2 separate regions of the Mus musculus genome follow, and region 2 is linked to region 1. A link is a contact called in ENCODE Hi-C or POLR2A ChIA-PET data. All regions are on one chromosome and are shown on one strand. The core of a region is the stretch at or near the end of the contact, and the rest is flanking DNA. Distances in the headings are between cores, read along the strand shown. Region 1 holds the start of H2-DMa (histocompatibility 2, class II, locus DMa). Region 2 holds the start of Hnrnpm (heterogeneous nuclear ribonucleoprotein M).

Region 1 (4,501 bases), core at 309-2,808:
AAAAAAAAAAAAGAGGGAAAGCCCAGGGAGCCACAATTTAATACGCAATTTCAGGGCCGTGGACAAAACCCAGAGCACGTGGAATTATGGCTTCATGTCCTAGCCACTAGCCATGCCTGGCCACTGAGAACTTGAAAATATGGCTGGTGCCACTATGAAACAAATCTAAACAGCATGTAATACTGATTTAAATTCAAGTTGCTACTGCACAGTACAAATAACAAGTCCAGGTGATGCAGCAGACACAGGCACGATTGCCTGGTTCTTGAGGACACAGCAGTGTGCATTGATAGATGAAGAAGGGAATGGTAAGTTCAGGTGAATATAAAGTTGTAAGGAGAGGTGAGGACATCGTGCATGGACAGAATAACACAGCAGCAGATCAGATGCGCCGGACAGCCCACATCAATTCTGAGCATGCTCCAGTGTCTGGGGTTATCCAGGCAGGAATTTTTCATAGGAAGTTCCACTCAAGAGAACTGTCTAATCTTACGGTGGAGTTGAAAGGCTTGAGTCATTGAAGATGTAGAAGCATTCCAGACAAACAGCAGGAACCAGCTACCCAAATGTACAAAAGGGAGACTGGGGGTTGGGAACATGACATGCATGGGCAATGTCAGGGAGAAATCAGAAGTGGACTCTGGGGTGGGCAGCTGGGAGGTCCTGCTAAGTAGGGTGGTGAGGTCACACTCTGGGGCTGCATGAAGTGGGAAATAAGAGAACTGGGAGGAGACAAGCAGGGAGAGTCTTGTAAGTCCAAGTCCTGCTGTGCAAGGAAGTTGAGAAAGCCACGGAGTACTTAGAGACAGGGTAGGTACTGAATAGGGTTTTCTTTTTGGCTACTTAGAGACAGGGTAGGTACTGAATAGGGTTTTCTTTTTGGCTAAGAGAGCAAAATGGACAGGAAGTTACTTAGGTTAACAGAGAAAGGTGACCAAGTCAAAAGCAATTTCCTTCAACTGAGAAGCCCCGATAAAATAAGAGACATGCCCTGTTCTACACACGGAAAATACAGGTGGGCTGCTGGTGCAGAGTGTAAATCCAGACCATACCTTCAAAGACAAAAGACAACAGAGATAAGCGCGAGCTTCGCACTTTAAGTCAACTGCATTGTTTTTAAGTTGTCACCCTAAACTTTAGTAGGATGAATTCAAGACTGAGAAACAAACTAGTAAGGCAGGTCACAGAAACAGAAACAGAGTATAGACAATGTCAGGAAAGAATCATGATCAAAACGAGCAGAAATGACGAAGTAGAACTCTATGTTAATAAATGGTCTACCTGTACACGATCAGAGAAAGAAACACGGGTGGTATACTTCGAAGGCAGGATTCGGGTATTTTCAAGTCTCATAGAGGAAAAAAAAAAGAAACAGTTTAAGAAATTCGAGGAACCCCACAACTCCTCCCGATTAAAACGTCAAATCGAGCGTGCAACATCCAAGCGGACCCCCACCGTTCCAGGGAGGCTCGCCCTGCAGTCCCGCTGCTGCAGCCAGGACCCGCGTGCCTCCTGGGACCACAGCATGGGGCCCCGCGGATTCTGGCCAGAAAGTGCCAGGCAACGCCTCAGACCGGAGCCGGAAGAACCTATTCCCCCCGCCGCGGTGGGGAGGGGGGGGAGGCCACCGGGGCGCAGGCCCGCGCGCTCCCGCCACACCCATCGCTCAACGAGGTGGCCCCGAGGCTCGGGGCGCACTGAGCCTGCGCACCGCGGCTCTCCCCGCGACCCGTGCCTCCCCTCCCCCCAGACCAGGCACACCCTTGCGCATGCGCTATGTGTTTCGTGGGGCTGCGGCAGCCATGCTGAACTCGTACCGAGAGGCGAGTGGGGGGGACGGGGGCGACCACAGGCGCAAGGGAGGCCGGGGACCTGGCGAGGCAACAGCCTTAGCGAGGTCTGGGGTCTCGGGACACAGGTCTGGGCCTTGCAGTCCCTGTGACCCCGTTCACGACCCTCCGCAGTGTTCGGAAACCTCGCCCTCGTGGCCGTAGGGGGGGCGGACACGTGACCCGCCCCAGCCAGTCGGAGCGCTGCTGACGTGGCCGCGCGGCCCCGATGCTTTTCCCCCCACCCCCAGCGGCTAGGGAAGGGAGGGGCTGGGGGCTACGCCCCCTCCCCCAACGCCTTCTCGGCTTCCGGGGGGGTTGACACCCCGGATTCCTTGCTCCCCCCCCAGCCGGGCTGAGGGCGACTTTCGAGGGCCCCCCCGTGGCTCCTGGATCCAGGTGAGCAGGGGCCCCTGGGGCGGGGACGCCATCGGTCATTTAAATGCATAAGTAAAGGTGGGGAGTGGGAAGAATTCTTGGGGTTCAGGAGAAAAATCCCAAGGGGGAAAGACTTGTCTTTCAAACACCTGACAGCCAATGGGAGTGTGGACTGGGGCCAGCGCAAGAGGGCCACTGTGTGGGGGAGGGGAATGGCCAACCTCGTGCCTACATACCCATCGGAGGGCAAAGGGGCGAGGGTGGCTTGTGCCCCATGCACCCGTCACCGGGGGGGGGGGGGGGGACAGGAATCGGGAGCCAGGTGAGATGGGATGTTTTGGGCGGGCGAGGGGAGGGCGACCCCGTAGGCTGAGTGTGAGTGTTGGTCGTGGGATGCGAGAGCTTAGGAGTTGGCAGCTCTGGAGGTGAACTGGTGTGGTTCCCTGGCGCCGACTCCCTGCCTCCCCAGGGACTCCCTAAGCTCCCTTTGTGTCAAGGGTAGCAGGCTCGCCATCGTCACATGGCGTGATGGAGGCTCGGTCGAGTTTGTGTGCTTTTCACGAGGACGCGGCCTGTGGGGCCTGCTGTTCCCAGCTGCGCATCCCCTCCGGGCTCTTAGCTGTTTGTCTCTGCCCCAGGGTGGGGAGGGCTCACCGGCCCAGAGCCTGGGGGCCGCCTGCGAGCGCAGTCCTGGCCTGAGGTGGGTGCTGGGAGGGGAGAGCCAGCGTGGTCCGAGCCTCCCAGTCTCCGAGGTCTAGGGTTTCTCCGGGTGGCATGCTCTACTGCCGCCCTCCTCCCCTCCCCCTGCCTGGAACAGTTGCCTCCTTGTGTGCTGCGGGGGAGGGAACGGAAAGGAGGAAAGAGTTACTTTTCCAAATTACTAAGTAGCAGCAGCCTCCCCTGTGACTCATGTGGGGGCAGGGAGGGCTGGGAATGACTGGGGCGCAGTGATTTTCCGGAATGCAGGGAAACGGGAGCGTCGTCTGGCTACCCTTTCTCTCTAAGGCCCAGCAGTTTCCCCGCTCCCCGAGTTCTCTCCCCACCCCCACCCCACCCCCGTCGGGCTTCGGCCCGGACCCGCCAGGCCCAGGTGCGGAAAATCCAGTTTGGAGGCCGGGCCGCCAGGGGGAGGGGAGAGGCCTCTAAAGTTGCTGTGTCATTGCCCTGCTCGCCGCAGCCACCCGGGCGGGGCCGCGCGCACTCGGGCGACCCGGGCCTGGTTCCCGGCGGGGAGTGCAGGGTCTCTGCTTCCAAGGCGCACTTACCCCTTGCGGGGTCTGCGCTTATCTTGCGGTCCAGAAGACGGGAGCTTGGCCGCCATGTTAAGTGCAGTGACCGAGGTTCGAGGTCGAGGGCTCATGTGGAGGGAGGGTCGCCTGGTTGCAGTTCTAGGACCTAGGCCAGTTGGGGCTATAATTGGGGAATGGTGAGCCCGCCTTACAGCCCCTCACCAACGTTAATTTACTTGCCCAGACGTGCACACCTGTCTTCCCAGCCAGGGAAAGGGGAGTTTGGGAGCGAGAGGTGTGTTCTGGGGGGATAGACGCTTTTACTTTCGCGCGAGGGGCTACCCCAGAGTTGCTTTTGCCATCTGACCTTGAGAACTGGCTGGTGGTTCCTACTTAAGTCTTGTTTCGAGTCCCAAGACAGCGTAGGGGAGGGGGAGGGGGCGAGACAGCTCCCAAAATGGCTCCTGCCCCTCCTCGGAGGCGTCCGGCTGCGGGGGGGAGGGGAGGGAGGAGGGCTGCAGAGCAGCGCCGCCGCCGCCTCCTCGGCTCGCCCTCCTCCCTGGCGCTGACCGATGGAAGAGGCGCTCCGTGGGGAGGACTCCCAGCCCGATGGGGGCGGGGGGCGTCAGCTCGCCCACGCTGGGGCGAGATGGGGCCAAGGAGCCGTGCGCTGCGCCCGCTCTCCTCACCCTGACGCCGGGAAAGTTTGCCGAGATCGGCTTTTAGGGCATGTGGACGCCTTGTGCGTTCCTAAGGCGGGTAAGTGCGCGAGAATCTGCAAATGCGGGCGGGCGGGCAGGGTATGAGCCCCCGGGGCTGGCTAGACAGTAAACACTCGGGGTGGCCTCGCATCTTTAGAGCTGAGGATTTTAGGGCAGAGCGTGGCCTTTGCTATCTGATTACTTTGGTTCGGGGAAGACGAGGTTAGTCTTGGAACGCTCCGGTCATGTGTTGGATCAGGGGACGTTAGATCGCGTCGCGGGGTTACTGTGGAGCGCTCAGCCGAGAAGCAGGCCGCGACTTCTAAGATGGCGTCTGTCTTCCTTGTTTCAGATTCTCCACTGC
Region 2 (3,961 bases), core at 1,455-3,954, 440 kb after region 1:
CTGCATCTTCGTCTAAAGGAGGCTAGTGGAAGACTGACTCCCAGGCATCTAGGTCAAGTGCATTAAAGTCCACACCCACAAGCCTACATCTACTCCAACAAGGCCACACCTACAACAGTGCCACTCCACGGGCCAACCATATACAAACCATCATAGGTACAAAATATTTTTATCATGTGGGAAGTCCTGGTTCCATTCCAAAAGGAAAAAGGTAAGAACAATTTTCACATATTTTTTATTTCCAATTTGCCAGATCCCATAAATTCATTATAACTAATGATAATACTCTCTATACCAATCTGGGATTACCATGGATGAGACCCAAATCTGAGCTTGTTTCATATCTCTCCTCTTCTCTGGGGAAGAAGTTATTACCTTGATTTCTAAAGGTGGGAAGACAGAGGCTCAACATATGAAGACCTTTATCTGAAGTTCTACATCTTTAGGAGCTGGGGATGCCCCAGTGTTAAGCTTTGTGCCCTACCCTCTGGCAGACTCAGGAGAGATGTAGAATATGGCTGTGGTAATAACAGCTTCAGTTGCTCCTCATTCTCTTTTGTTTAGTTGGCCCTGGAATAATATAAATAGACTATTCTCAAATTTGTGGTACTCCTCTAGTGCCTGCCTCTGGAGCACTGAGATTACAGGTATGTGCCACCATGCCGGGCCAGCTCACTTTTGAGTTCTTGTTGCATGCTGAATTATGTAACAGCCCAGGGCTCTTGGCATTTTCCTGCATTGTATGCGCAGGACAGCCCTAAAAGGTGGTTTCTGGAGAGCATTTTGCTTACTTACTGGGTTTTTTTTTGTTTTTGTTTTTGAGACAGGGTTTCTCTGTGTAGCCCTGGCTGTCCTGGAACTTACTCTGTAAATTAGGCTGGCCTCAAAGTCACAGAGATCCACCTACTCTGACCCCCAAGTGCTGGAATTAAAGGTGTGTACTACTACTGTCTGGCAGGAGTCTTTCATTAACCCTACTTCCAGATGAGCAAATTGAGCCTCAGAAAAGCAGTCTCATCATCCCAGTGGGTCCAGTACAGTCTGGTCTTCCCTGTTGTTTTCTGCACCCATCTCTTGCCTAGTACACAGGCTCATGCATGGTAGTATCTTGCTGCCCTGACTGGAAACTCAAGGGGAAGTCAATTTTTCAGAAAGTAAAGACTCAGAGGCTGGAATCTGGCCCATAGGAAGAGCAGGTTGGGAGACTTCGTGACTGGAACAATATGATTGAGGAACAGAGCTGATGTGATCAGGCCTTGGGTGACTGGTGAACTGATATCCATAAAAAAAAAATTTATGTAAAAACACACAAGCATCTTCACTCTTCTGGCCTACCAAGCTTGGTACCTATTTCTCATCATAACTTTGGAATGTAGGGTCCCAGGAAATGGTGTCAGGGTGGTGCCGTAAGGAGAGATAGAATAGGAGGGAGGGAGGGGAAAGAAGGGGAAAAGAGGAGTCGGAAAAGGGTGGGAGGGAGGTTTCTGTTATACATCTCTTCTAATGCTTTGAATTACATGGAGAGTTTTAGTTTGATATTAACCTGTCAAGAATTCTGCATGCAGGGTTGGCTCTGTCTTAGTGGGTAAAGATGTTTGCTGCCAAGTTTGACAACCTAAATTTGATTACTGGAAAGAGAAAATCAATTCCCACATGCCAGCCATGGCATGCTCAAAGCCTGTATTCAATCATTCCCCCTCCATCCCCCCCCCAATAAAAATAATTCCTGCCAACATAATTTTTATATTTTTTCTCCATTTAAGGAAAGCTGATCTCTCCTTGACATGCCACGGACATTGTCAAAGCAGTTGTGGTTACTTGCACAAGATAGAACCTCATCATGTTGGGGTGGGGGAGCCTTGGGAGGCTTCACCCTTCCCTGAAGATCTATTGGTAGTAGATGCTGGAGGAAAGAGGTGTCATTTTCCTCAGTGTTGTAGCCACCTATTTAGTTGCCCCAATAAATCAACCCCTAATCTATGCTCTTGCAAGCAAACCCAACTCAGTAGGTCATAAAACAAAGACAAGGAGGTACATGGAGGAACTTGTTGGAAAGAAGGTACAGTGGAAATGCGGGAAATAAAAGGGCAATGGTAGGTGAATATGATAAAAGAACAGTATAGGGTCAGGGATTGAAGTTGATAGACTGCTAGCATGTTCAAATCACTGGGTTCAATTCCTAGCACTGATTAGCCTGGTTCCTCTGGCCTATCATTCTAGCACTCAAGAGGTGTAGGCGGCAGCTCAGACATTCAAGGCCAGTATTGGCTAGAAACTGTCTCAACAACAACAGCAAAACCCCAAGCAAGCGCAAAATACATGATATACATATATGAAGTTGCTGAAAAAAGAAAAAGAAAGAAAAGGCCAGGCGTGGTGGTGCTTGCCTTTATTTCCTGCACTTGGTAGGTAGGGAGAGGCTGGAGGGCTACATAGTGAGACCCTGCCTCAAAAAAGAAAGCTAATGAGTAAAACAAAACGGAAAAATATAAAGTAAGCTGGACCGACTAGGTCCGTATGTGCGCTCGTATTGTAAGTTCGAATGAGCGACACATATCTCTCCCCCTGTCCCACAACCCAACTGTATCTGCGGACATCGGGAAGTGAGGCCTGCCACTGGAGGAGGCGTGGCCTGACGTCCAGGGGGCGTGACCCGAGGCGAGCAGGAAGCGGGAGCCGGTCGCCGCACAAGGAGGCGTTACTGGTCGTTCGGGGTCACGTGAGCGCGCAGGCGCAGCTCGACAGAGCCCGCTCCCTCACACAAAGCCCAGACGCGGAGAAAATGGCGGCAGGGGTCGAAGCGGCAGCCGAAGTGGCGGCGACAGAACCCAAAATGGAGGAAGAGAGCGGCGCGCCCTGCGTGCCGAGCGGCAACGGAGCTCCGGGCCCGAAGGGGTGAGTAGTCTAACAGCAATTGATCCTTCTCTAACTCCAGCCAGGTTACTTCGCAGCTCCGTTAGGTCTGTGGGCCGCTTTCTCTTCTCCCACGGCGGCGCGGCGTCTGCGCAGGCCTTTTCCCTGCCGAGAGTTGGGGGCGGCCAAGGCTGTGACGACGACGAAGCCAGGAGAGCCTAATGGATCGCCCCCTGCCGACAGCGCTTGCCTCCGCTGCCTCAGCCTCCTGGCTGTCTGAGCGCGTCGTCGAGGCCTCAGGCCTGTGGCCTGGTATTTTATTCTCAGAGCAGTGATGGCGCGCGGGCTGCGGGAGATCAGGGCCCGCAGCACCTCTCACTGGGGTCTCGAGGGTTGAACCATTAAGACTGTGTAGTTTCAACCCTTCAGCATACAATCCATAGTAGTGGAAGTATTCTGTCTCAGTTTCTCAGATCTGAGAAGTTAGGGGCGGGAGGCTTGCGCGTGCGAGGTGTCACGTGTACGGTCGGCGGCGCGACCCGGAAGGTGTCGACATGACTCTTGTTGCGGGGTTCCGAGACACCGGTGTTACCCTCATTCTGCAAGAAGTGCTTCTTCCATTAGAATGGCCCCGGACCCGGGCTCCTGGGCTGGAGTTCTTTCCCCTCTTTATAGTCCTACTTCCTAAAGTGCAGTTGGTACCAATGGGAGAAATGGTCTTTGCTTGCTCAGTGTTCATCCTTAGCAACAGACCTAAAGTGTTCGGGTAGAGGCACCACTTCGGGGTTTCAGAAATTAAAATAGACAGACGTCATCATCCCTTTTTTGGAATCCTGCTTGGAGATCTGTCTAGGGACCTTGATTCGTTATTATAAGTGTCCTAGCATGGCCTGAGGAGTCCCAGCCTTTTGGGAGGAGTGGGAAGCTGCAGGATCCAGAGTGCAAAGTGTGGCCAGACTATATAGAGTGAGTTCAGTCTAGGTTGCCATTTAGTCATTGGGAAATTGAGCTAGACCCTAACTCTCAAAAAGAGGGATGAAAACATAGCAATAACCTGGCACTCCAAAGTCCCTAGATTCGATTCCTAATATCAGACCACAGGGTGGTC

What was found. A loop is a pair of places that touch in the nucleus more often than their neighbours do. ChIA-PET counts read pairs that join two places held with the same protein, here RNA polymerase II (POLR2A).
Region 2: a loop to region 1 is called in a map of heart, with 4 times the contacts of the local background. The contact joins the promoter of Hnrnpm here to the promoter of H2-DMa in region 1. A Hi-C loop is called at or near these places in 1 of 37 maps with a recorded cell type or tissue (heart). POLR2A ChIA-PET finds 5 or more read pairs at or near these places in 2 of 5 experiments (Patski and embryonic stem cell).

What each region holds. Positions count from the first base shown.
Region 1 is chr17:34,119,889-34,124,389 of GRCm38, reverse strand. It overlaps H2-DMa (histocompatibility 2, class II, locus DMa), which reads right to left and starts at 1,558. Exons shown (of 6, transcript NM_010386.4): 1 at 1,456-1,558. It overlaps Brd2 (bromodomain containing 2), which reads left to right and starts at 1,783. Exons shown (of 13, transcript NM_001204973.1): 1 at 1,783-2,228; 2 at 4,490-4,501.
Region 2 is chr17:33,684,201-33,688,161 of GRCm38, reverse strand. Hnrnpm (heterogeneous nuclear ribonucleoprotein M) reads left to right here and starts at 2,704. Exons shown (of 16, transcript NM_029804.3): 1 at 2,704-2,895. The coding sequence starts at 2,783. It also overlaps a transcript of Marchf2 not described here.